Linked DNA regions of Homo sapiens: region 2 is linked to region 1. A link is an interaction called in ENCODE POLR2A ChIA-PET data of the cell type or tissue named here. Cell type or tissue: OCI-LY7. All regions are shown on one strand. Links, peaks and the distances in the headings refer to the core of each region. The heading gives the core; the rest is flanking DNA.

Region 1 (12,838 bases), core at 4,255-9,254:
TGTTTATAAGATGGACTCCATTTCATACAAAGCTTTCCAGTTTTCAGTTTGAACGTGTAGGGTTATGCCATGCCCCTGATCAAGTTTCTTTAGTGGATATTCATTACCTGTAACAAATAAGAGGTCATCTAGCTGCAAATCAGAATCATCCATGGACAATGTAAAGAAAAACAGATGCTCAGGACATGCTCTACCTGAGTATTCTAATTCAATGGTCCCAGGATCCAGGTATAAACATTTTTTTAAAAAAAGCTTTCCAGATGATTGAAATGCATACGATTGAGGACTACTGGCTTGCAAGAGGAAGTCTCTGTGTTACATACAAGGCTCAATTACCCCCACTTTTCAGCTGACATTTCACCTTCCAGCCACACAAATCCACTTGCAGTTCTCTACAGACTATCTCCACACCTTTGTAGCAGCCATGCCCACCCTTACTGTGGGCACAGCAGAGTGGCCACTGTATAAGGTCGCAGCTCAAATGAGGCCTTCTTGTCCATTTCTGCCTAACATCCCCAGGCTGGCATGCACCAGGCTGCCCTTGCATATACCTTGTATATATATTACAACACTATTACAATAAAGATACTTACATGCTTCTCTCCTACCTGAACTGTAAGCTCCTGGAGGACCTGGTCTCTATGATTCCTATATCCTGCTGCCTAGCAAAACACCTGTCATATGATAGGTACTCAAAAAATTCTTGATGAACTAATAATTGCATCCATGTAAATAAAACCAATGTAGTCAATGTTGTAAGAAACAGACTGCTGGCATTATTTTGAGTTGAATGGAAGAAAATTGGAATGGATATAATCACGAATTTTTATTCAAATAGATTTTTTTGTAGTGAGCTTTGGATTCCAAGAGTTACTTAATCATCCTCAAGCATGCTACAAGAGAAAATGCTTGGGGATCTTTGACTCAGTTAGAAGCAATGCTGCTTCCATTGTATGTCTGGAACTCATTTCAAGAGGATTCGTATGTCTTCACTTCTAGTCCTAGATATCTCTGAAAGAAAACCCAAAAGAAAGAAGCCAGCAGGGGAATTGACAAAAACGAAGATATATTTTATGTGCAGTTTAGAGTTTTCTGAATAGCATTTTTATAAGGTACAAGCTTGCAGGCCTTAAAATATGACTCAGAACACCAACTGTGATGCCAACGTTTTTATTTTTAGACTTTTTAGCAGAGAATATGGCAATAAATCCAAGCTACTCAGTCTACAAATCCTCTAAACTTCCTCCTAGAGAACAGAATAGCACTTGGCATTTCTTGGGGTATTATTTTACTTGCATATATAGTTATGCTAGTAAAATTTTGGTGACTAAAGAAGAATTAATAACTGAAGCTCTCAATGATTCCCATGATTACTGCTTAAGTTGGCAAAATATCCTCAGGCACAGAAGAAGCTTGCTGATGAAAATGTGTATGGGTGGATTGTTCAGTTTTTTTCACCGTGATACACTTGCTTGTAGTTATGTCTGTGTTCTGAGACAAGTGGTAAGGGCATAATAACAGAAGGTTTACCATTTTGAGAGAGAAAATAGGACTACAGAAAATTCAATGGCATGATAAAAATATTTTACACTTTATACCAACTGTGCTTTGCTGTTCCACACCTTAGCTTCTCACTACCCTATCTCTTTTTGTAAAGAAAAAAAATGCTTCTTGAGGTATAATTTATATCCAATAAAATGCACCTGATACGGTTTGGGTCTGTGTCCCTGCTCAAATTTTAATCTCCAGTGTTGGAGGTAGGGCCTGGTGGGAGGTGATTGGATCATGGAGATAAATTTCCCCTTTGGTGCTGTTCTCATGATAGTGAGTATTGTGAGATCTTGTTGTTCAAAAGTGTGTAGCACCTCCTCCTCTCTACCTTCCTCCTGCTCAGGCCATGAAAGATGTGTCTGCTCCCCCTTCGCCTTCTGCCATGATTGTAAGTTTCCTGAGGCCTCCCGAACCATGTGTCCTGTACAGCCTGAGAATGGTGAGCCAATTAAACCTTCCTTTTTGTTTTTTTTTTTTTTTGAGATGGAGTCTCGCTCTGTCACCCAGGCTGGAGTGCAGCAGCACGATCTCAGCTCACTGCAAACTCCGCCTCCCAGGTTCACGCCATTCTCCTGCCTCAGCCTCCCGAGTAGCTGGGACTATAGGCGCCCGCCACCACACCCGGCTACTTTTTTGTCTTTTTAGTAGAGACGGGGTTTCACCGTGTTAGCCAGGATGGTCTCGATCTCCTGACCTCGTGATCTGCCCACCTTGGCCTCCCAAAGTGCTAGGATTACAGGCATCAGCCACCGTGCCCGGCCACCTCTTGTCTTTATAAATTACCCAGTCTCAGGGTATTTCTGTATAGCAGTAAGAGAATACAGCACCCCTTTTAAGTGTACAGACTGATGAGTTTGGAGCAAATGTATATGCCTATGTAACCATCGCTTCAATCAACACCTCAAAGAACATTCCCTCACCCAAAGAGCTCCCTCATGCCCTTTTGCAGTCAACTCTAACCCTGATGCCTCTGATTTCTATCACTACCATCTGGTTTTACCTGTTCTAGGACTTTGTATTAATGGAATCATACAGAATATGCTCTTTTCTTTTATGGCTCCTTCACCTCAATATGATGTTTCTGAGTTTCAGCCATGTTGTTGCTAATATCAGTGGTCCCTTCTTTTTTGCTGCTGAGTAGCATTTTGTTGTATAAATGCACCACAATTTATCTGTTCACCAGCTGATGAACATTTGAGTTGTTTCCAGTTTTTACTTGTTACAATCAAGCTGCTATTAACATTTGTATTACAGGCCTTTCTCTTGGGTAAATACAAAGAAGCAGTACGACGGGCCAGAGGGTAAGCGTGTTTAGCTTTAGAAATTGCCAAACTGCTCTCCAAAGTAGCTGCACCTCTTTATACTCCCACCAGCCATGTCTGACAGCTCTAGTTGCTCCACATCCTAGCCAACATTTGCTATTGTCAGTCTTTTACATTTTAGTCATGCTGATGGGTGTGCAGGTGTGCCTCACTGTAGTTTAATTTAGAAGGTCTGAAATCTGTTTCGTTCAGTGTGTAACTTTTTCCTCTTTCTAAGGAACACAGGCAATGTGGTATACTGAAAGGTCGCTGGATCAGGGTCGTTGTCGTAAATTTTATCACCAACTTTGTCATTAAATAGTTGCTAACGCCGTAAAGACCATCTATCCCACCTCATTTCTTCCCTATTGATAAAATAGTTAATTGAGCCAAATGAGGCTTAAATTCTTGTACTAAGTAAAAATGAACATCAATAAGTTTTACCAAAAATATCGCAGTACTTTCATAATAGTTTAGCACTTTTTTTTTTACAGACTGTCCCACAGGTTTCAAAGAGAATTTGTATATTAATATATTCTATTTCATGCTATAATTCTCTCCCAAATACCACACTTTTTTTTTAAGGAATAAGAATTCATCAAGAAAGGAGTTCCATTCAATGGAAGGCTCCCTCCTTGCCTGCTGCTTCCAAGCTAATTTGCCAAATCATGAACTTTGATGTGAACATTAATGCATTCCGTTTATAGTCATCTGAGTTTAATTCCAAATTGTACCTGTTTTTAAAAAACGTTTCTGATTCCAAAAGCATAAGTAATCATCCTTGGTCATGTATGTTTTGCTCACTAAGCTTTAAATTGTGGAGTGAATCAATTGGCAAATCTTTGGATTTCATTTGATATCTGCTGTATGCTTATACAATATCTCTTTACTATTGTTCAGCCTCGTATATCTAGCAATGTAAAAAAAACCAACCAAATCCCCAAAGTTAGTCTTCACCTCTCTGGGTTCTCATAGAGCAAGGTAAGGGTAAAGTAAAGGTGAAGGCATCGTTAATGATAAAGGAAGGAAAATATCATACATTCTTTATGAGAAAACTTTAGGAGTTAGAAGAAAGGGTAACTAATGATTTTTTAAGAGGTTAACCTGGAAAGGTTAATGACCAACTGAATTGATGGCTTTATTCTTCTAATTAACTAATGATCAAAGGTGAGGCAGAAATGCATGGCAAAACTGAAGGAAACTAGTTTTTTCAGTTCCAAGGAAATATGCACTAAAATAAAAAAAATGTGCAAATAAAACATCTGGTGTTTGTAGGAATACATGGGAAAAACTCAACACTTTTTGTTGTCAATTCCTGTCTAAACAAACAAATTTTATACTGCCTATCCAAGATTAAGATTACACTTAACAAAGGTTTCCCATCTCTTGTTCTAAAGATATCTCAAAATATGCCAAGAAAAAAAAAGTAAACTTTTTATTGCTGACAGCAAAAAAGACACAGGTTTCAGTGGGAGGTCTATTTCAATAGGAATGGGGGACACTGAGTTGCAGCTAAAAAAAGATCACATATTAAAAATACATATGCAGTGTACTTCAAAGGGCCTCTTACCTAAGGGGGAAATGAAGAATAAAGCCATCAATTCAGTTGGTCATTAACCTTTCCAGGTTAACCTCTTAAAAAATTTAATGAAAGTTATGGTCCAGTCTTTCCAGAAATGATTATATGGTTTTGCACAGTCCCAAAGGGTCTGGCTCTCTGAAAGCCTTCTGTGGAGTCTTTAAGGGTTTAAGAACCTAGGTTGAGGTGAAGGATTTCTGATTAAATGAATTCATCAATGAGATTTTGTCACTGAAACTTGACCTATATCCAAAAACAAGTAGGCAAACCTCTCTCCAATCCAAATGCCAAATACATACATGGTAGAATGTGAAGATGACTTTTTTAATTCCAAAAATTATTTAACATTCTCACAGGAAGTACGTGTTCAGAGGCAAAAAGTGAGCTGTGGGAAGACAGATGCTCCCAGACATCCATTTCCCAACCATTGCTTCCTGAACATCAAGGTAAGCCAACAAGTCTGAACAGTCATTTGAGGGGGTGGTGTCAGTTCCTTCCATTTCTAGAATAGGTCTTTTCTAAAAGGAGGTATTCATTGTGGGGCACAGAGGGAGGAGTATGAATGGCTAACAAAAATGTTTGTGAGCAGACTGAAAAGTGTTATTTAATTTGGAAAAAAATTCAGAACTATAGGTGAAAAGAGATAATTTGGGAACTCTGGGTTATAAGTTATGTGCCTGTCTGTGGTAGGCAGAATAATGGTCCACAAATATGTCCATGTTCTAACCCCCAGAAGCACTGAATGTACCTTATATGGCAAAAGGGACTTCTCAGATATGATGGGGAGATTATCCTGGATTGTCCTGGGAGGTCTGATCTAACCACAAGGGTCCTTATAAGAGGGCGTCAGGAGATGTAGAAGGCAATGTGATGATGGAAACAGAGGAAGAAAAGGAGATGTGATGTGAAGCCATGAGCCAAGGAATGCAAGCAGCCTCTAGAAGACAGAAAAAGCATGGAAGTGAATTCTCCACAAAAGCCTCCAAAAGAACAATGCCCGTTGACACCTGATTTTAGTTTTCTGACCTCCAGAACTGAAAGAAAATAAAATTGTGTTAGTTTAAGTCATAAATTTAAACAACTTAAGCTTAAAGCAACTTAATTTGCTATAGCAGTAATAGGCAACTAATATAGTCTTTCCTAAAAGAAAAAAAAAAGGAAGGGGATGTAAGGAAATAAAGAGAAGTATGAAACAGCATGTGAAAAAGCATTTTCTGATGAACAACAAACACTTGCATCAACAAGACTGATACTGTCTCAAATGTGGTCCTGAGCCAGCAATATATGGGGAAGCTGAGGCTTAATGGAAAAACATTAGGAGTTAGAAAACCTGGGCTCTCATCCTCACTCTCCCACATACAGCTGTGTCATCGCGTAAACACAACCCCTTTGGGTCTCAGTGACTGATCTGTAAAACAAAACATGTAGACTAGATGAATGATAATCTCTCCTTAACAAAGGCCAGAGGGCTTTCCCTACAGACTGGTTCAAACCAGTGGTCAGTTTTCCCATAAACCAGTTCCCATAAACCATGTCTTATTTAATTAATAAGAAATGAATGGGCACATTTGTCCCACTTTAAAGCTTCGGCAACTGAGGCTTAACAAGGTCATATTTGTCCACCATCACTGGAATTTGAATGCAGGCATTTCGGACTGAAGATCACCTTTTTATCCAGTGTACTTGCAGCATTCCCCGGTCAAGTTTCAAGCTGTGCGCCCAGGGGTCTGAGATAGGTTAGAATGCAAGAGCAAGAGAACACCACCAACACAAACCAGGATCATAAACATCCTAGAGAAAATGAAAGGGAAAAGGGGGTGCTCTGGTGAGAATGTTGATGTCCCCCTGAAATTCATACATTAAAACCTAGTCACCAATTTGATGGCATTGGGATGTGGGGTCTTTGGGAGGTGATTAGGTCATGAAGGCAGAGCCCTCATGAATGGGACTAGTGCCCTTTTAAAGATTCCCCACAGAGCTGCCTTGTCCCTTCCACCCTGTGAGCACACAGCAAAAAGGCACTGTCTACCAACCAAAAAACGAGCCTCCCAAGACACCAAATCCAATAGTACTTCGATCTTGCATTTTCCAGCCTCCAGAACTACGAGAAGTAAATTTCTGATGTTTATAAGCCACCCAGTTTATGCTATTTTGTTAGAGCAGCCCAAATGGACTAAGACAGGGGCAAAGACCAAACTGCCTTATATTCAAGCATTTGAAATGTTGGGCATTCAGGAACGATCTTTCTAAGATCACTTTTTAAAAGAAACAAAAACTTTCAAGACTCCAACTGGTCCCCGGGGACAGACCCCCACTGTTCTGTAAGGCAGAATGCCATGTTACAAACCAGTGAACCGTCTTTCCTCCATATTCAAATTCCACACCGGACCTGATGCTGCTGCACCAACTCCAGTCTTCACGGTTCACAGGAGGAGAATGGAAGGGCTGCTGCCCAAAATAGTTTAATAAGGCCAGCAGTGATTCAGAGAGTAATAACAGGCCACGCACGCAGACGCCTGCAGAACTGGGACCCAGCTGAGAGGGGGGTTCGCTGCTCAAGGTTAAAATGGGGAATAAAGAGGACAGGGACATTCAATTACACGTGTTCAAAGGAGAAAAGATCATGAGTACCACCTGCAAACTCCCAAAAAGGCAGTCAAATAAGAGGCATTTCAGCTTGACAATTTAGTAACACTGCTCTAGAGTCAAAAAAAGAACCAACCCATGAAGGTAAAAAGCAACCTTGCCAACATACACCCTTTAGAACATTTTCTCTCTCAATGGACTCTGATTTGTTACTGAATAATTTCATGGACATAACAATATGTTAAGTTTATGAATATTTAAAAAGATGCCCAACATCAGGAGAACAAAAAAAATCCAGAAAAACATCGAGAAAACTTTATTAACAGTCTCAAGCTAGTCTAAACCCCAAACAAGATTCACCCTACCATGCAAAACACTTAAATCATTAATATTTCCGATTATGCTTCCATTCCCAAGAAAAACTAGTAATTGAGCAAAACTCTAAGCTTGTGTAAAAAAGAAATGTTGCATTTCTATCATTTATTTATCTTAAACTCCAGTTGAGGCAAGTATTTGCCTATGCTCTCAGTTCTGATCATAAGTTGATATTTAAATAATTAGTTATGAGAAAAGCAAACCAATGGGTAATTCCCAAAGTTACTATCTGCTTTTGCTATCAAAGTTTGGAATTTCAGTCAAATATACAGCGAAACATATATACACAAGAGCTATGCCACTTAGCATAAATAGAGTAAAACAACAAATACTAAGATTTGTTGGCATTAAATCAGTTTAGTCTATAAATACCTTTATAGATGACATTAGAAAAGCAAAGTTTAAGAATGCAGATAGACCATGTGTGTAATAGCTCTAAAATAGGAATCTGATAGGAAGTTAATTTTCTCAGCTGGAGCCAAGAGTTCAAGCTTGTAACTGATGGAAAATAAGGTCATATTGGAGCAGTCTTTTACATGAAAAATTAAATCTCACCACTTCAATACAGGCCTCATTTTAAAAACACCAGTATCAATCATCTCAACAAATTTTTATTCAAATATTACACAGATATGGCATGTTCAACACTGATCTTATTGACAAGTGTAAGCCTGCTTTGCTGGATGTCTCAGAAGCAATAACCCTTTCATTATAATCCTTTCTTGTGTCTGAGTTTTAAGCTTTAATGACAGATAACCGAGTTCCTCAGATCAAAGACACAATAATAGCCGGGAATAGAACATAAGTGAAATGAACAGTGTCAACAACACAAAACAAAACACCTTCATTTACTGGTAGAGAATAGAGTACCTGCTGTGCCTAAATGGAAAACAACCCTCATATACTGCATGTGTTATCAAAAACATATCTATCTTTTGGCCCCCAACCACTAGGGAGTAGCACAAAGTACATTAGGGTTTCAAGAAGTCTATCATGCAAGCTGATCTTCTCAAAATCGGATTAGAAATCAGGATGAACCATATCAAGGAAACTCAGCATAACTACTTAGACGGCTTTATCCTTTAAATAAATGCTGTAAAATAGAGTTTGTCATACAGCTTACTTTTGAATGGATCTTTTCTGGAAATATTTCACCCTTCAGAAGTGATATAATGACACAGGTTTGAATTAGGCCAATTTTCAGTTATGTCTTCTGTTCCTTGGCTTGGGATTCAACATCCTTGGACTTTTGGCAACAGGCAGATGGAAACGCCAGAAATTATAATTTTGCTGAAATGCCTTCTTTCTGGGGGACTTAATTATTTCTACTGCATGGGTTTGTTTCATTTTACATAATGCATTTTCTTAAAAATTGTATGTAGCCATTTAAAATGACTCACAAGAACTTTTAGTGGCTTTTCCTTTAAGCCCCCTTTCAAAAAATATGTACAAGGTTGCTCATCATAAGGTTGTTTGTACTAGTAAAGAAAGGAAAACATCTCAATGCATAGAAAATTTGATAAATAATTTGTAGTACAACTACATAATAACCTATAAGACATCCATTAAAATGATAAAACAGGCATGAGGGAGGCTTTTTAATTGAAGAAATATATATTCACAAGAAGTTGCAAAAATACTGCAGAGTGGTCCAGTGTACCCTTCACTCAGCACCCACCAATGGTAACATCTTATGTATAACTACAATCAAAAACAGGAAATTAATATTGGCACACTACAATTAGGCTACACAGTTTACTCAGATTATGGTAAGCTACAGAACTTACTCAGAAACTCACCAATTTTTACATGTACTCACTTTGTGTGTATGTGTATATATGTATTGTATATATTTCCATAAAATGTTATCTCATATATATTTATGTAATCGCCACCACAAACAAGATACAGAATTGTCCATCACCACAGAGAAAACTACAAGGGAACTTTTTACACTACTAGAAATGGTCTATATCTTGACCTGGGTGGTGGTTAGGCCATATACTTCAGTTATACAATTTAGATTATAAAGTATGCTTATATCTAAAAAGAATGATGAAAAGTTCTATTGATTGATGGCACATTAGGTTTTTTTAAAAGTTACAAAACAATATTTATAGAATGATTCAATTCTCACATGTGTCTCTATGTGCCTGGGGGTGGGGTGGGGGAACACCAATATTTAATTTTCTTCTACAAATTCTATTTTATGTATTCTGGCATCTATTTTGCAATGAGTATGAGTTGCTTTAATAAAGCAGAGAAAAAGACCAAAAAAAAGGTATGTTCTGTATATTCTCGAAGAAGGAATCTTTTTTTTTTATTATTATACTTTAAGTTTTAGGGTACATGTGCACAATGTGCAGGTTAGTTACATATGTATACATGTGCCATGCTGGTGTGCTGCACCCATTAACTTGTCATTTAGCATTAGGTATATCTCCTAAAGCTATCCCTCCCCCCTCCCCAGGAATCTTTTTTTTTTATCACCATTTAATTCATTCTTAAGATTTCTTCTGGTTGAAAACTACCATCTTTTGTATCACTCCCCTAAAACACAACCTCTATCAACTTCATAATGAAGGGGCCTTAAGTTACTGGTTCCAGTAAAAGATAAACTTGAAAAGTTCTTCCCCATGAAGCTGAGTGAGTAAGTAAGAACATATGCGAATATTTCAAAGGAAGCTGAGACAGTGAATACAGGCTGTTACTTAGGGCTAACTTTTCCTCTCACAATCCACAAACATGAATACGTTCTTTCAATATAACCTTTAATGACCACAGACTATGTACTAAAATTATGCAAAGGTTCTCCAAGACCTCAACATGCACAAGACAAAGATCTTGCTCTTAACAAGGTCAAAACTGCAATGCAATACAATGGGCCAAGTTCTTAACACCACCAATGAGAATAAAGTCCTGGGAGTATATGGAGAAGTAAACAGCCAATTCTGTCTAGGAGTGGGAAAGCAGAATGACTCTGAGAAAGGAAGGACCCTAGCTGTGGGCCTTGAAACCTCCTATTTGGGCTTCTGCCAGGTGGCAAAGAGAAAATGAAAATAGGGGAAAGAGTCACTCTAGTCACAGAGACTGCCTGCAGGCACAAATACTTTGAGGGCCTGCTGGAGAACAGGTATGTAGAAGTTAGGGAAGATGTGAAGGGATATGATTCTGGAAACAATCGTGAATAACATGATAAAAGTTTGCCTGCATTATCCTATATGCAGTAGGAAACTCAAAGGCTTTTAAACAGAGGACTAGACTGGTATCAGTATCAAAAGTGAGTTGGAATGAGAGAATGGAATAGGAAGATAAATTATTGAGCTCTTAAAACTATATACCGGGTGAAAAACAATGAGGTCCTGACTAGAGGCAGCAACAGCAGTTGTCATAGAAAAGGATACTGTATTAGTCCATTCTTGTGCTGCTAATAAAGACATACCCAAGACTGGGTAATTTATAAAGGAAAGAGGTTTAATTGACTCACAGTTCAGCATGGCTGGGGAAGCCTCAGGAAACTTACAATCATGGCAGAAGGGGAAGCAAACATGTCCTTCTTCACATGGCGGCAGGAGAAATGCCGAGCAAAAGGGGGAAAAGGCCCTTATATTATAAAACCATCAGATGTAGTGAGAACTAACTTATTATCATGAGAACAGGATGGAGGGAACCTCTCCCATAATTCAATTTTCTCCCACCAGGTCCCTCCCACAACACGTGGGGATTATGGGAACTACAATTCAAGTTTTGTAGCAGCTTTGGGTGGGAACACAGCCAAACCATATCAGTAAATTTTTATTTCAATTGTTTAACTATTATGAATGGGCTCATTCTGTATATAATCCCCAATTTGACTTTTATGTTCAACATTATTCTTGAGGTTTACCCATAAGGATACATATAGTTTTAGTTCTTTCTGCTTTATAGAATTTAATTTACTGAGTCCATTATAGTTATTTATCCATCTTACTCATGGACATTTAGGTTGCTTCCAATGTTTTTCTCTAACAAACAATACAGCAGTGAACAGAGCATACATGAGACGTCCCAATACATGTGCCACACTTTTACATATCTGGAAATAGAACTGGAGGTTTATGGTGCTATCAGGCATAAAACATGAAACACCTTAAACCTAACTAATTACTTATTACCAAATCATTCTCCAAGCTGGTTGTTCCAAATGATATTGCCATTAATAAAACATGAGCTCCCATCTTACATGTCTTTGCCCATACTTGGTGTAGTCAAACTATTTAATTTGAACAAATTTGTGAGTGTAGAAACGATATTCTTGTTCTGGTTTTATATTATGCTTCCAGAATCGAAAGGTATTTCCAAAGTATAATCCATGAATTAGGATGTGGACAGTGAAGGACAGAGAAGAAAACTATGGAGTGTTCTGCTTGGGTAACAAAAGTAGAAATATCTGTTAGGAACTACATTTAACTGCAACCGATAAGATACTTCCTCCTTATCTCCAAATGGTGGCCTAAATATACAAGGGCTTATTTGCTATGGGCTGAAAGTTTCTGTCCCGCCAAAACTGGTATGTTGAAACCTAATCACCAACCTGATGGTATTAGGAGTTGGAGCCTTTGGGCGGTGATCAAGTCATGAGGGCTCCCCCTTTGCATGGGATTAATACCCTTATGAAAGAGAGCCCAGAGAGCTGTCTTGCCTTCCACCACGTGAGGACACAAAGAAGGCATCATCTATGATGCAGGCAGCCCTCACCAGACACTGAATCTGCCAGCACCTTGATCGTGGACTTCACAGTCTCCAGACTGTAAGCAACCCATTTCTATTGTTTATAAATTACCCGGTTTATGATATTTGTTATAGCAGCCTGAACTACTACATTGCCACATGAAAATCCACAGGTAGGCATTCCAAAGCTGATATGGCAGCTTCATGGTTATAATGACCAAAGATCCTTCTATCCCAGCTTCAATTTTCAAGGTCTCCTTAGGGACCAAGATGGCTTCTGAAACTCTAGTCATCACTCAAATTTGAAGGCCAGAAGAAGGAAAAGTTGAAGAGCAAAAGGGTATACCTCCCAGCTGAAGTTGTTTGTTTGTTTGTTTGTTTGTTTTTAGGCTTCCTGGAAGTCCCATACAATACTCCTAAATAACATACACAGGCAAGACCTTAGTCACACGGCCATACCTAGCTGCAAGGAAAACTGAATAATGAGGTTTTGTTTTGATGTGTGTGTGTGTGTGTGTGTGTGTGTGTGTGTGTGTGTGTGTGTGTGTGTGTGTTTTGAGAGCAAAACTAATGTGGCCAAGAAAGAAAAAAAAAAAAGATTGTTATTAAGGAAAAAGTATATAATGGGAGGCAACATTATTTGACATAGTAAATGATGTGATTAATTAAGATGCAGAACACAAGAACAAATGAAACAGAGTGCAAGGGGTAGGAATCAGTGTAGAAATAAAGATTA
Region 2 (12,838 bases), core at 4,621-9,620, 61 kb after region 1:
CTCTACTCTGAAGCCAGAGTGATTTTTTTTTTTTTTTTTTTTTTGAAGCTGGGTCTCACTCCACCCTACAAACTGGAGTGAAGTGGCAGGCAGAATCATGGCTCACTGCAGCCTCAAACTCCTAGGCTTAAGCAATACTCATGCCTCAGCCTCCCGAGTAGCTGAGACTACAGGCACACACCACCATGCCTGTCTAATTTTTGCATTTTTTGCTAGAGATGGGGTTTCACCATGTTGCTTAGGCTGGTCTCAAAGTCCAGGGCTCAAGCTGTCAGCCCACGTGAGCCTCCCAAGATGCTGGGATTACAGACATGAGCCACTATACCTGGCCCAGAGTGATTTTTTTTTAACCCAAATCTGATCATGAACATCTTCCACAGTTTCCCATTGCTCTTAGGATAAAGACTAAACTACTTACATGGTTCTCAACGTTCCACGTGGTCTGACATCTAACCAGCTTCATCCTGTGTCAAGTTCCCCCTTCTTCCTTTCCCTTTCTCCACATTGATCTGCTTCCAGGACTTTGTTCCTTCCAGGCATGGGGCATTGGGACAAACTTGCCCCACTCTCTGCTGGAATATGCTGTTCCTTTCTCTTCATTTAGTTAACGCAGACTTCCTTCAGACCTCCTTCAGTCATCTGTTCCTCTGGGAAGTCCTCCTTGACGTTCACAGTCAGGTCAACTCAGCCTATCATTGCTCTGGTTGAAACTAAGTTGTGTGTGTTTTTTGGAGGGGTGTGGAGGAGTTGTTTGTTTTGGTAGAACCTATCACAGTTGAAATTATGTTTATTTTTTGTGATTTTTCTGATTAATTTCTGTCTTCTAGCTGGATTGTAGGCTCCACAACGTGAAGATCATGTATATTTTTAGTCTCCTGCCAACCTAAATAACAAACAGAGAGGCTCTCTAAAAGAAAATGATATTTATTCATGGATAGGGCATTCCAGTGGGAGTATGTGTGCCATAGTCACCTATGTGTGTATTCAGGGAGGTAAAGGCTTTTAAGGGAAAAGTGAAGAGCATTACATTAATTGTTTCTGAGATAATTATCCTTGGCTTCAAGGATCAATAACAAAGGTGGTGCCAGTTTGAGGTTGGACAGGCAGTTGCTGGGTAGACACCCTTGCAGAGGTATTTTTTTGTGCAAGGTTGTGGTTTCTGCAGAGTCTTTGGGGACAGTTCTGGGTATCAGGCATACAAGCCTGGGAACTCTCCCTTCATGGCTTTCCCCACCTCTGTTTGTCAGAGTTTTTAACACAAATGACTCCATTTTGATTCTGACAACTTTCACACTCTCAGTGCCTGTCTCAATACCTAGCACCTAGTAAGCATTCAAATATTCGTTGAATGAATAAACAGAATCCCAAAGAATAAACTTGAATGGTGGCTGGAGCTGGGGAGATGGGAGGTGGATGCCCATTCCAGGCCCAGTGAGCAGAGATGTTATTAGAGTTAATGTGCTAGTGTTCAGGTCACAGAGATAATTTTGTAGCAACTTGACAACGGAAAGATGCTGCCTCCTTTAAAGTTGCTATTTTGCCAAGGTCATAAGTTAACTGATTTTTATTTTATCCCTTTCCTTTTCAATATATTTCCTTATTCCTTAAAATGTCCACATCAACTCTGCCAAATGTATCAAAAGAAATGGCAGAAGTGGGCTTAGTTTGGCTGCCTCCATCCTGCCATAGGCGGGTTCACATAGACCTTTCCCTATTTACAGAAATGGAAACTAGGAATCCTCCATGTCTGTGTATAGTGTTACCTTTACTTGAAGTAAATTCTTCACCTTTGTGTTAGCCTCTTCTTAACTCCACAACACTGTGGAGTGTGATAGTCCAGTTGCTGTGGATCAGTAGGGAATTGTATGTAAGAGTCATTTCACGATAATTCTTGAGAGTATTTCACAAAGGTGAAAATTGTGTTTTCGCATTATGTTGTGGTATCTCATGTGACTTAAGATGCCTCATATTATATTTATTATATATTTATTTGGGTGCCCATTTTATATTTCTTTCTAAATTATAAGCTCTTTTTCTTATTCTTCTTGGGTGTCCTCCTTTCACATAGCACATAAAAGACATTCCGTATATTGCTGGTTAAACAACACTGTGGAGATATGAAAAAGGCTAGCACAAAGGTGAAAAACTTTTTTTAACCTGTGGTTTCATCAAAAGAAAGTGCCCTGTTCCCTGATGCTTATTTCTTACACGCAATTCCCTACTGATCCACAGCAATTGGAATATCACACTCAGATGAAATTGGTACTTCAGGGAAGAAACTGTGACTATCTTGCTCTTGTTCTTACAGACTGTTAAGATAATAAACTGAATTCCTGTAACCAAAAATAAACTTGTCTATGAAGAGTATATGCTTAGAATGAGACATATCAATACCTATATAATCCTTTTTTTTTTTTTCCTTCCTCAAGGTGAGTGCAACTTGCTAGGACTATGAGATGGGGAAGAAAGTCTGATGATTCCAAAAGAATGATCTTTCAGTGTTTGCTTTACCCCAGTATTTCTTGCAAAAGAAACTGTGTACAAAATAACATCAAAACAATAGCAAAAACAAAAAACAATAGAAGTTAGACAAGCGTGGTGGCACACACCTGTAGTCCCAGCTACTTGGGAGTCTGAGGTAGGAGGATCACTTGAGCCTAGAAGCTCAAGGCTATAGTGGGCTATGATCATGTCTATGAAAAGCCACTGCACACAAGCCTGGGCAATATAACAAGACCCTGTCTCTAAAATAATATTAATAATAATAGTAATAGAAGTTAAAGAAAATGAATAAAATTGCCTATAATGCTACCTACAAAAAAGCTATTTTTATTGTTCAATGTTTCCTTCTAATATTTTTTCATGTAGTTGTATTTTTAGAGTAAATACACACTTAAGTTATATTTCTGATTTGATATTATATACGTTTTCCTAATTGTTATTTCATGATTATCAATACAATATTATATATTCATTCAAATGATCATCATGAAGACTACAAAAAGCCCTGAAAAATATGTATAATATCAATTTAACTTGTACCATAACAGAAATAACTGAAGTTTGAATACAAAAAAGACTAGGTTTAAGTACTATTTTTTCAATTTAGTAGTTCTTTCATCTTAGGCAAGTAATTTAACCTTTCTCAATTTTTGCCTCTTCATTTTAAAAATGAAATTCCTAATAGCTGCCTCACAGTTTATTACAGGGATTGAAAGCAATAACATGATCAGCTGAGGTAGGTCCTTAAGGAAAGGAAGATACTTATAAAAATTTATTTTTTAGTAATTTCACTTTTAATAAACCTCCCTTTCACAAAGAAATCTAATTGATCTCTCTTTTAATCATGTTACAGTGAAGTATCTATTTGCCCACTAGTTCCTTCTTAGGGAAATTTCTAGAGTGGAGTTACTGGGTTAAAAGATGTGCCATGAATATGGCTCTGAAAATTGCTCTCCTCGAGCCTGTGCTAGCTGGTGTTGCTGTGGCGATGTTGGAGCCTGTTGCTCTCACCCCATCCTCTCCCACATTATAGAGCCACATTTCTAAAGGAAGTGGACAATAAGTATACATTGAACCAATAAGAGTCAGAAATACTGCTTGTTTATCCAGTAAGCTGAACCATGTATTCCTTGAATAGGATGGTACCTGGGCAACCTCTTCCCAACTAACAGAAATGGAAAATCATAATAGCTCCGTAGGATGAAGGAGTCTGAGCTCTGGGAGGCTGAACATTCTTCGCTGCATTGACCATTTGTGTTTAGCTGAAGGCTAGCTAGCGTGTGCTTGAACCACAAGCAACTGTCACTTTAAGGAGCTTGAACCCCGGGGAGTACCTCACGTGGGTACTCTTCTTACTGGGGGAAGCAGACCAAAAAGACCTCAACTTTACAAGTTCTGTCCTGATCACCACTCCCAGAGACTCAATCTGTCATGGTGGGCATTCGCTTGTCAGTGACTGCTCTAAGCATGAATGGGCTTATGCCCCAATTCTGGACAGCAAGACAGGAAGGTAGCTCTGCTCAGGGATTTGGAATCACTTGTGTCCTGAATAACATGAACTCAGAACAATGTTGGTATGAAACAACTTACATAACACCAGCATTATGTTGTAGTGTCTCATGTGACTTCAGATGCCTCATATGATATTTATTATATATTTATTTGGGTAAACAATTGTATATTTATTTATATTTGGGCATATAAATGTGGGAATTTATATTCCCTTCTGAATTGTAAGCTCTTTTTCTTATTCTTCTTGGATGTCCTCCATTCACATAGCACATAAAAGACGTTCCATAAACTGTTGGTTAAACAAATGCGTAAATACATTTTGTTCAAAAACTACAATCTAGGCCAGGTGCAGTGGCTCACACCTGTGATCCCAGCACTTTGGAAGGCCAAAGCAGGAGGACTGCTTGAGCCCAGGAGTTTCAGATTAGCCTAGGCAACATAGCAAGAGCCTCTTCTCTATGAAACAACAAAAATAACAACAAAACACTACAATCTAAATTCACTTAACAAGGTAGTGGAATTATATTTTAATTGTCTGCTAGGATACTTTAGCTCCAAATAAGAGAAATTCAATTAAAGATCACTTAAAAAAGATGTATTATCACACAGCAAGAAGTCTGGAGATATGGTGACTTCAGCCTGGGTTCATTCAGTGGTTCAAACATGTCAGCAAAAGACTCAGGTTCTTTCTGTATCTCTGCTTTGCCAAGTTTACCATGAGGATTTTCTCCTCAGTCTGGATGTACATAGCAGTTATCAATATCATGTCAGGAAATATTCATGTCCAGAGGCAGAAAAGAATACACCTTCCTTGAGCACATTCTATAAGTACAAAAACCTCTCCTAGAAGCCCCCAGCTGAATTACCTTTGTGTATCATTGGTCAGAATTGGGGCCCATGCCCATTCATACTTAAAGCAGACATTAGGCAAGACAAAATTTCTGCCATGACTGATTTAGACCATAGGGTTCATACCTGAAAAACAAAACAAAAAACTGGAGTTCAATTCGTAAATGTAGAAGGAAGGCAGGTGTGCAGCATAAACCACACAGTTTGCACAGACAGTTCAGGCCACTCTTATGAGTTAAGGAATTTTGAGAACCTTCCCTACATCTAGGTTCCCAGAGGCCAGTCAGGGGCCAGCCTTGCAAGCAGGCCTTTCTAAGGAAGCAGTCTTAGGCCTGCCATTCATTTTTTCTGCACATTTCTACATTCGAAGTGTGGCTTGTCCACAAGCCAAGCCCCTTGAGCCCCATTGAAGAAGGAAAGAACTTCATTGTTTCCTTCTCAAGAGCAGGCTGAGCAAGTGCATTTTCAAGTATTTCTTTACGGTCTTGGCTGTGTATTCATGGCAAGACCCACATGGCTTCTTTTAGGAAATGAAATGACGTTTCGTTAGGAAATGCATGTTAGACTGAGGGAGCTGGTGTGGAAACCTTTCTAGGGCTGCTCAAAGGGTGCTAAACCATGTCAGTGAGACCTCAACCCACTGTGACTGATACAGCAAGGGGGAAATGGGAAATAGATCTCACGAATGCAGCCAAGAGTGTTGCTATATCTCCTTTTAATCCTAAATAGAAAGTAAAACGTGTGGGAAGACAGAGGTGTCAAAGCAGTCCTTCCTGCCCTTTCCAACTCTCTAATTCCCATGTGTGACATTCCTGCCCTTCCCTCACATAAGCTTAGAACATTTGTTCTGAATCTTCCCTTCTCCTGCGGGTCTCTTCCCATTTTCTATCAATTTTTCATACAAGGTGGCTGCCAGGTACGTTGCTTCTTCTTCATATGGCCAGTCGCCTCTCCAGGACAATCCCCCAACCTCTGTACAAATATCCATTCTGGTCCTCCTACTTCCACTCACATCTCACATCTACTGGGCTCAGAAGTTCCAGGGTGCTCTTCTTCATTTATCATTTTCGTCACATAATTCTACTGCTTGAGATATGGCACTCAAAGTCCCTTAGAACATGAGCTAATCTTCATGCCGCCTCTTCAAACTAAAAGCTTATTACTTTTAAAAAGGCATTTGACTCTCTGTAAGGCCTTATTTATTTCCCCTGTCTAATGCTAGGTTTTGATGGAAATCCGTCAAGATGGTATCATACTTATCCCTGCCTTTTTACCTCCCAAAAATGCTGACCATAGTTGAAATTTTAACCTTTCACATATAATTCAGGGTCACTATTTCTTACATTAATTATTAAAGTAAGATAATGATGACTTCAAGAATTGAGATGTTTAAAGTCATTTGTCCTACCACAAACCAACTTCTGATACTTTGAGTGCTTACGTATTACGAAAATAATAAAGATTTATTGAGCCTTTCCCATGTTCTGGGCACAATTCTAAGTGCTTAAGCCTCATTTAATCCTAACAATTTCATGAGCTAATTACCATTACCAACTCGGTTTTAGAGATGAGAAAACTGAGGTGGAAAAGTTAGGAACCCCACAAATGTGCACAACAGCATCGCTCATAACAGCAAAAAAGTGGGAGCACCTCAAATGTACATCAAGTGAAGAATGAATAAACACAATTTTGCATATCCATAAAATGGAACATTATACATAAATAATAAATATAGCCATAAAATGGAATGAAGTACTGATGCATGCTACCTCCCAAAAATAAAACTTAGAACTTTGTGCTAAGTGAAAGAAGCCAGATACAAAAGACCATATACTGCATGATTTCATTTATAGAGAACGTCCAGAATAAATAAATCCATAGGGATAAGTGGAGATTTGTGACTGTGTGGGGCTAAGAATGGGGGAAACTGCATAATGGGTTCAGGGTTTTACTCTGGAGTGACAGCAATGTTTAAGAACTAGATAGAGGTGGCCACTGCACAACGTTGTGAATGTTCTAAATGCCACTGAACTGTACACTTGAAAATGGGTAATTTATTTTTTTGTTTGTTTTGGTTTGTTTTTTTGTTTTTTTGAGACAGAGTCTCACTCTGTCACCCAGGCTGGAGTGCAGTGGCGCAATCTTGGCTCACTGCAACCTCTGCCTCCCAGGTTCAATCGATTCTCCTGCCTCAGCCTCCCGAGTAGCTGGGACTACAGGCATGCTCCACTACGCCCGGCTAATTTTTGTATTTTTAGTAGAGACAGGGTTTCACCATCTTGGCCAGGCTGGTCTCCAACTCCTGACCTCAGGCAATCCGCCTGCCTCGGCCTCCCAAAGTGCTGGGATTACAGGCGTGAGCCACCGTGCCTAGCCTAATTTTTAAAATTTTACCTTAATTATGATTCATTTTTCTTTTGTAAAATTGTAGATTTAGGAGGTATATGTGCAGGCTTATTACACGGATACATCACATGGAGATATGGTGAGGTCTGGGCTTCTAGCATACCCATCACCCAAATAGTGAACTTTGGGTTCACCATTACCCAACAGGTAAGTTTTCAACCCTTGTCCCCTTGCCACCCTCTCGCCTTTTGGAGTCCCCAGTGTCTGTTATATCCATCTTTATATCCACGTGTACTCATTGTTTAGCTCCCATGCGTAAGTGAGGACATGCGGTATTTGATTTTCTGTTTCTGAGTTTGTTCACTTAGGAAAATGGCCTCCAGCTTCATCCATGTTGCTGCAAAATACATGATTTCATTCTTTTCTTATGGCAGCTTTGTATTCTGTGACGTATATGTACCACATTTTCTTTATCCAATTATTTAATTGATTAAAAGTCATAAGAAAGGGAGAAAGGATTCAACATTAAAAATGCTGCCAAGAGAATTAGTTCATAAGTGAAAGGACGTTATTTTCTCAAGGAAGGCACTGATGTCCACTGACAGCAGTTTTAGTGGAGGCTGAAGTCAGATTTTTTTTTCCCATAAAATAAGAATAAATGTACTCTAGGTGAGGACCAAAGCAGCAACGCTTTTGAGGAAAGCATATGAACTTTTTGACATTCTTTCTGACTGTTAAGAAGTATTTTGTGTTTAATTTCCACACAAGATTTTATTTGTTGTCCTAAAAATACATGAAAATATTGAAAATAAGTAAAAGTTTACAACTAGCAGCTTTATTATGTACTCTTGCACAATAAGGATTTCCTAAAATTTCATTAGATTACAGCTGTTCTCTGGAAATTGTGATTAAAAGAATGTCCAACATCATTTTTAAAATATAGCAAAATTCTGCATTCAACTATGTATGAAAACAAATTCTGTCATCTAATAAAATATTAATACACATTTTCCCAAACAGGAAATTATCTTCCAGAATTGTAAAAATGTGTGTTTTTAAGGAGCCAGAAATGACAGAAAATTAGAGTTAGGAAGCAAAGATATATAAGAAGCACCTATTATAAATATGTTCGATTTTCTAAATATGTTACAATAATAAATCATGAACAAAATTAGAAAAAATGGAAATAAAGTAAGCAAAAAGTTTTCAGTAGATTAAAGAAAAGAAATATTTGTGGATTGGATTCAGTTCAATTTTTAAATGGCATTCTTTGGAAAACAATGTTAATCAACTGACTTGGTATTTCTATTATTTTTTAATTTATAGTTTCAGTTTTAAATATTGCAGAACATGTTAATGATTGGTTTTTAAAATTTTTGTATTTGGTTTCTTAAATTGTAACATCTTATCTGTGTATTTTCATCTAGTTATTTTCTTATACATTTTGAGAAAACTTTATAAACTTGACCTTCACATTTTCATTTGATTTATTTTACTCTCAATCCTGTTTTCTCTGTTAAGTACTTTAATGCTTTTTTTGTTTATTATCATATATTCATCTCATTTGTGTCATTATACATTTTACCTGGCTACATTTTAGCTCAGTTGTTAATGCCTTAAAATTGTTTAACTTTATTGAATTTATACTTTCTTACTTTGAACTGCTGAAGAGTTTTCAAATAATATATTCTGACCCATAATTTAATAATTAAATAATTTTATGAGGTGTCTTCTTACTCTGTCTTCAGAAAGATGTTTCTCTTTTTAGTTTTTTGCTTTTGTTTATATTTTCAATTTTCTGTTTTGTTTAATTGGCCCTTATATTGGTTGCTGTCTCATTTTTTTAATAAGAAATCATGCTTACACATGAATTTCATGTTTTCATCTTATTTATATAAATGTCTGAGATACAGATGTAATTTTGTTACATAGATATATTGTGTAGTGGTAAAGTCAGGGCTTTTAGGGCATCTATCATCAGAACAAAGTACAATTGTACCGATTAAGTAATTTCTCATCCTCCACTTAAGTCCCACGCCTCACCTTTCTGAGTCTACACTGTCTATCATTCCACACTCTATGTTCTTGTGTACACGTTATTAAGCTTCCACTTATAGGTGAGAACCTGTGGTATTTTTTTTCTGTTTCTGAGTTGTTTCACTTAAGATAATGGCCTCCAGTTTCATCTGTGCTGCCTTAAAAAGACATGATTTCATTCTCTGAGAAATGAATTGTCAAATAAGAATTGAATTTCCTTTGGCTCTATTCTCTTTTTAATTGGGTTCTATGATGCACTTCAATAAACTAAAAACACAAGCTAACAGAAGAGGGGCAAGTCTAAAACCTAATAAAGTGCTTTTCTCAAATGTGACTGTGTAGGACCTAATGGGATCTCTCCTTATCTATTAAACCCCACCCAGCCCCTGAACGTCTACTTGAGAGTGTCTTCTCTGCTTCTACAATGTTTAGATTCCAAACGTATTTATCAATCTAAAATTACACAATTATCAGTAATTGCAAATCTTCCCGTAGAGTTCATGCATTTAAGTCACTTGTATAGATTTCCTCTTATCTATACCATTTTATAAACTGAAAGTTCTTAAGTATAAGATATCTCATACCTTGAAAAATAGGGTAAAAGTAGAATTTTAATATCCAAAATGCAAGGCTTCCAAATAATACCTTTTTTTGTTGTTGTTGTCGTTGTTGTTTTTTATTATACTTTTTCTAGGGTACATGTGCACAATGTGCAGATTTCTTACATAGGTATACATGAGCCATGTTGGTTTGCTGCACCCATCAACTTGTCAATTACATTAGGTATTTCTCCTAATGCTATCCCTCCCCCAGCCCCTCACCCCCTGACAGGCCCCGGTGTGTGATGTTCCCTGCCCTGCGTCCAGGTGTTCTCATTGTTCAATTCCCACCTGTGAGTGAGAACATGCAGTGCTTGGTTTTCTGTCCTTGTGATGGTTTGCTCAGAATGATGGTTTCCAACTTCATCCAAGCCCCTGTAAAGGACATGAATTCATCCTTTTTTATGGCTGCTTAGTATTCCATGGTGTATATGTGCCACATTTTCTTAATCCAGTCTATCACTGATGAACATTTGGGTTGGTTCCAAGTCTTTGCTATTGTGAATAGTGCCACAATAAACATACACGTGCATGTCTTTATAGTAGCATGATTTATAATCCTTTGGGTATATACCCAGTAATGGGGTCGCTGGGTCAAATGGTATTTCTAGTTCTAGATCCTTGAGGAATCGCCACACTGTCTTCCACAACGGTTGAACTAATTTACCCTCCCACCAACTGTGTAAAAGCATTCCTATTTCTCCACATCCTCTCCAGCCACTCTTGTATCCTGACTTTTTAATGATCGCCATTCTAACTGGCATGAGATGGTATTTCATTGTGGTTTTGATTTGCATTTCCCTGATGACCAGTGATGATGAGCATTTTTTCATGTGTCTGTTGGCTGCATAAATGTCTTCTTTTGAGAAGTGTCTGTTCCTATCCTTTGCCCACTTTTTGATGGGGTTGTTTGTTTTTTTCCTGTAAATTTGTTTAAGTTCTTTGTAGATTCTGGATATTAGCCCTTTGTCAGATAGGTAGATTGCAAAAAGTTTCTCCCATTCTGTAGGTTGCCTGTTCACTCTGATGGTAATTTCTTTTGCTGTGCAGAAGCCCTTTAGTTTAATTAGATCCCATTTATCTATTTTGGCTTCTGTTGCCATTGCTTTTGGTATTTTAATCATGAAGTCCTTGCTCATGCCTATGTCCTGAATGGTATTGCCTAGGTTTTCTTCTAGAGTTTTTATGGTTTTAGGTCTAACATTTAAGTCTTTACTCCATCTTGAGTTAATTTTTGTATAAGATGTAAGGAAGGGATCCAGTTTCACCTTTCTACATATGGCTAGCCAGTTCTCCCAGCACCATTTATTAAATAGGGAATCCTTTCCCCATTGCTTGTTTTGTCAGGTTTGTCAAAGATCAGATGGTTGTAGATGTGTGGTGTTATTTCTGAGGCCTCTGTTCTGTTCCATTGGTCTATGTATCTGTTTTGGTACCAGAACCATGCTGTTTTGGTTACTGTAGCCTTGTAGTATAGTTTGAAGTCAGGTAGCGTGATGCCTCCAGCTTTGTGCTTTTGGCTTAGGATTGTCTTGGCAATGCAGGCTTTTTTGGTGCCATATGAACTTTAAAGTAGTTTTTTTCTAATTCTGTGAAGAAAGTCATTGGTAGCTTGATGGGGATGGCATTGAATCTATAAATTACCTTGGGCAGTATGGCCATTTTCACAATATTGATTCTTCCTATCCATAAGCATGCAATGTTCTTTCATTTGTTTGTGTCCTCTTTTATTTCACTGAGTAGTGGTTTGTAGTTCTCCTTGCAGACGTCCTTCACATCCCTTGTAAGTTGAATTCCTAGGTATTTTATTCTCTTTATAGCAATTGTGAATGGGAGTACACTCATTATTTGGCTCTCGTTTGTCTGTTATTGGTGTATAAGAATGCTTGTGATTTTTGCACATTGATTTTGTATCCTGAGACTTTGCTGAAGTTGCTTATCAGCTTAAGGAGATTCTGGGCTGAGACGATGGGTTTTCTAAATATACAATCATGTCACCTGCAAACAGGGACAGTTTGACTTCCTCTTTTCCTAATTGAATACCCTTTATTTCTTTCTCTTGCCTGATTGCCCTGGCCAGAACTTCCAACACTATATTGAATAGGAGTGGTGAGAAAGGGCATCCTTGTCTTGTGCTGGTTGTCAAAGGGAATGCTTCCAGTTTTTGCCCATTCAGTATGATATTGGCTGTGGGTTTGTCATAAATAGCTCTTATCATTTTGAGATACATTCCATCAATACCTAGTTTATTGGGAGTTTTTAGCATGAAGCGCTGTTGAATTTTGTCAAAGGCGTTTTCTGCATCTGTTGAGATAATCATGTGGTTTTTTTCGTTGGTTCTGTTTTTACATTTATTGATTTGCATATGTTGAACCAGCCTTGCATCCCAGGGATGAAGCCCACTTGATCATGGTGGATAAGCTTTTTGATGTGCTGCTGGATTCGGTTTGCCAGTATTTTATTGAGGATTTTTGCATTGATGTTCATCAGGGATATTGGTCTAAAATTCTCTTATTTTTTTGGTTCTCTGCCAGGCTTTGGTAACAGGATGATGCTGGCCTCATAAAATGAGTTAGGGAGGATTCCCTCTTTTTCTATTGATTGGCCTAGTTTCAGAAGGAATGATACCAGCTCCTCTTTGTACCTCTGGTAGAATTCGGCTGTGAATCCATATGGTCCTGGGCTTTTTTTAGTTGGTAAGCTATTAATTATTGCCTCAATTTCAGAGCCTGTTATTGGTCTATTTAGAGATTCAACTTCTTCCTGGTTTAGTCTTGGGAGGGTGTGTGTGTCCAGGAATTTGTCCATTTCTTCTAGATTTTCTAGTTTATTTGCATAGAGGTGTTTATAGTATTCTCTGATGGTAGTTTGTATTTCTGTGGAATTGGTGATGATATCCCCTTTATCATTTTTTATTGTGTCTATTTGATTCTTCTCTCTTTTCTATTAGTCTTGCTAGCAATCTATCAATTTTGTTGATCTTTTCAAAAAAC

What was found. Peaks named below come from ENCODE experiments on the same cell type or tissue, not always from the same donor. Only the 100,000 strongest peaks of a DNase experiment are listed, where the experiment ranks them.
Region 2: POLR2A ChIA-PET joins it to region 1 with 5 read pairs; 6 of 35 experiments call an interaction of 5 or more read pairs at or near these places.

What each region holds. Positions count from the first base shown.
Region 1 is chr7:24,926,179-24,939,016 of GRCh38, forward strand. All of the region lies in intron 1 of OSBPL3 (oxysterol binding protein like 3), which reads right to left. Among named protein-coding and RNA genes, the nearest start is that of OSBPL3, 48 kb to the right of the region's middle. In OCI-LY7, for the core only: no CTCF peak of the experiment used is centred there; a DNase peak (open chromatin) is centred at 6,803; H3K4me3 peaks cover 3,131 bases; H3K27ac peaks cover 3,288 bases.
Region 2 is chr7:24,986,360-24,999,197 of GRCh38, forward strand. No RefSeq gene overlaps it. Among named protein-coding and RNA genes, the nearest start is that of OSBPL3, 13 kb to the left of the region's middle. In OCI-LY7, for the core only: no CTCF peak of the experiment used is centred there; no DNase peak of the experiment used is centred there.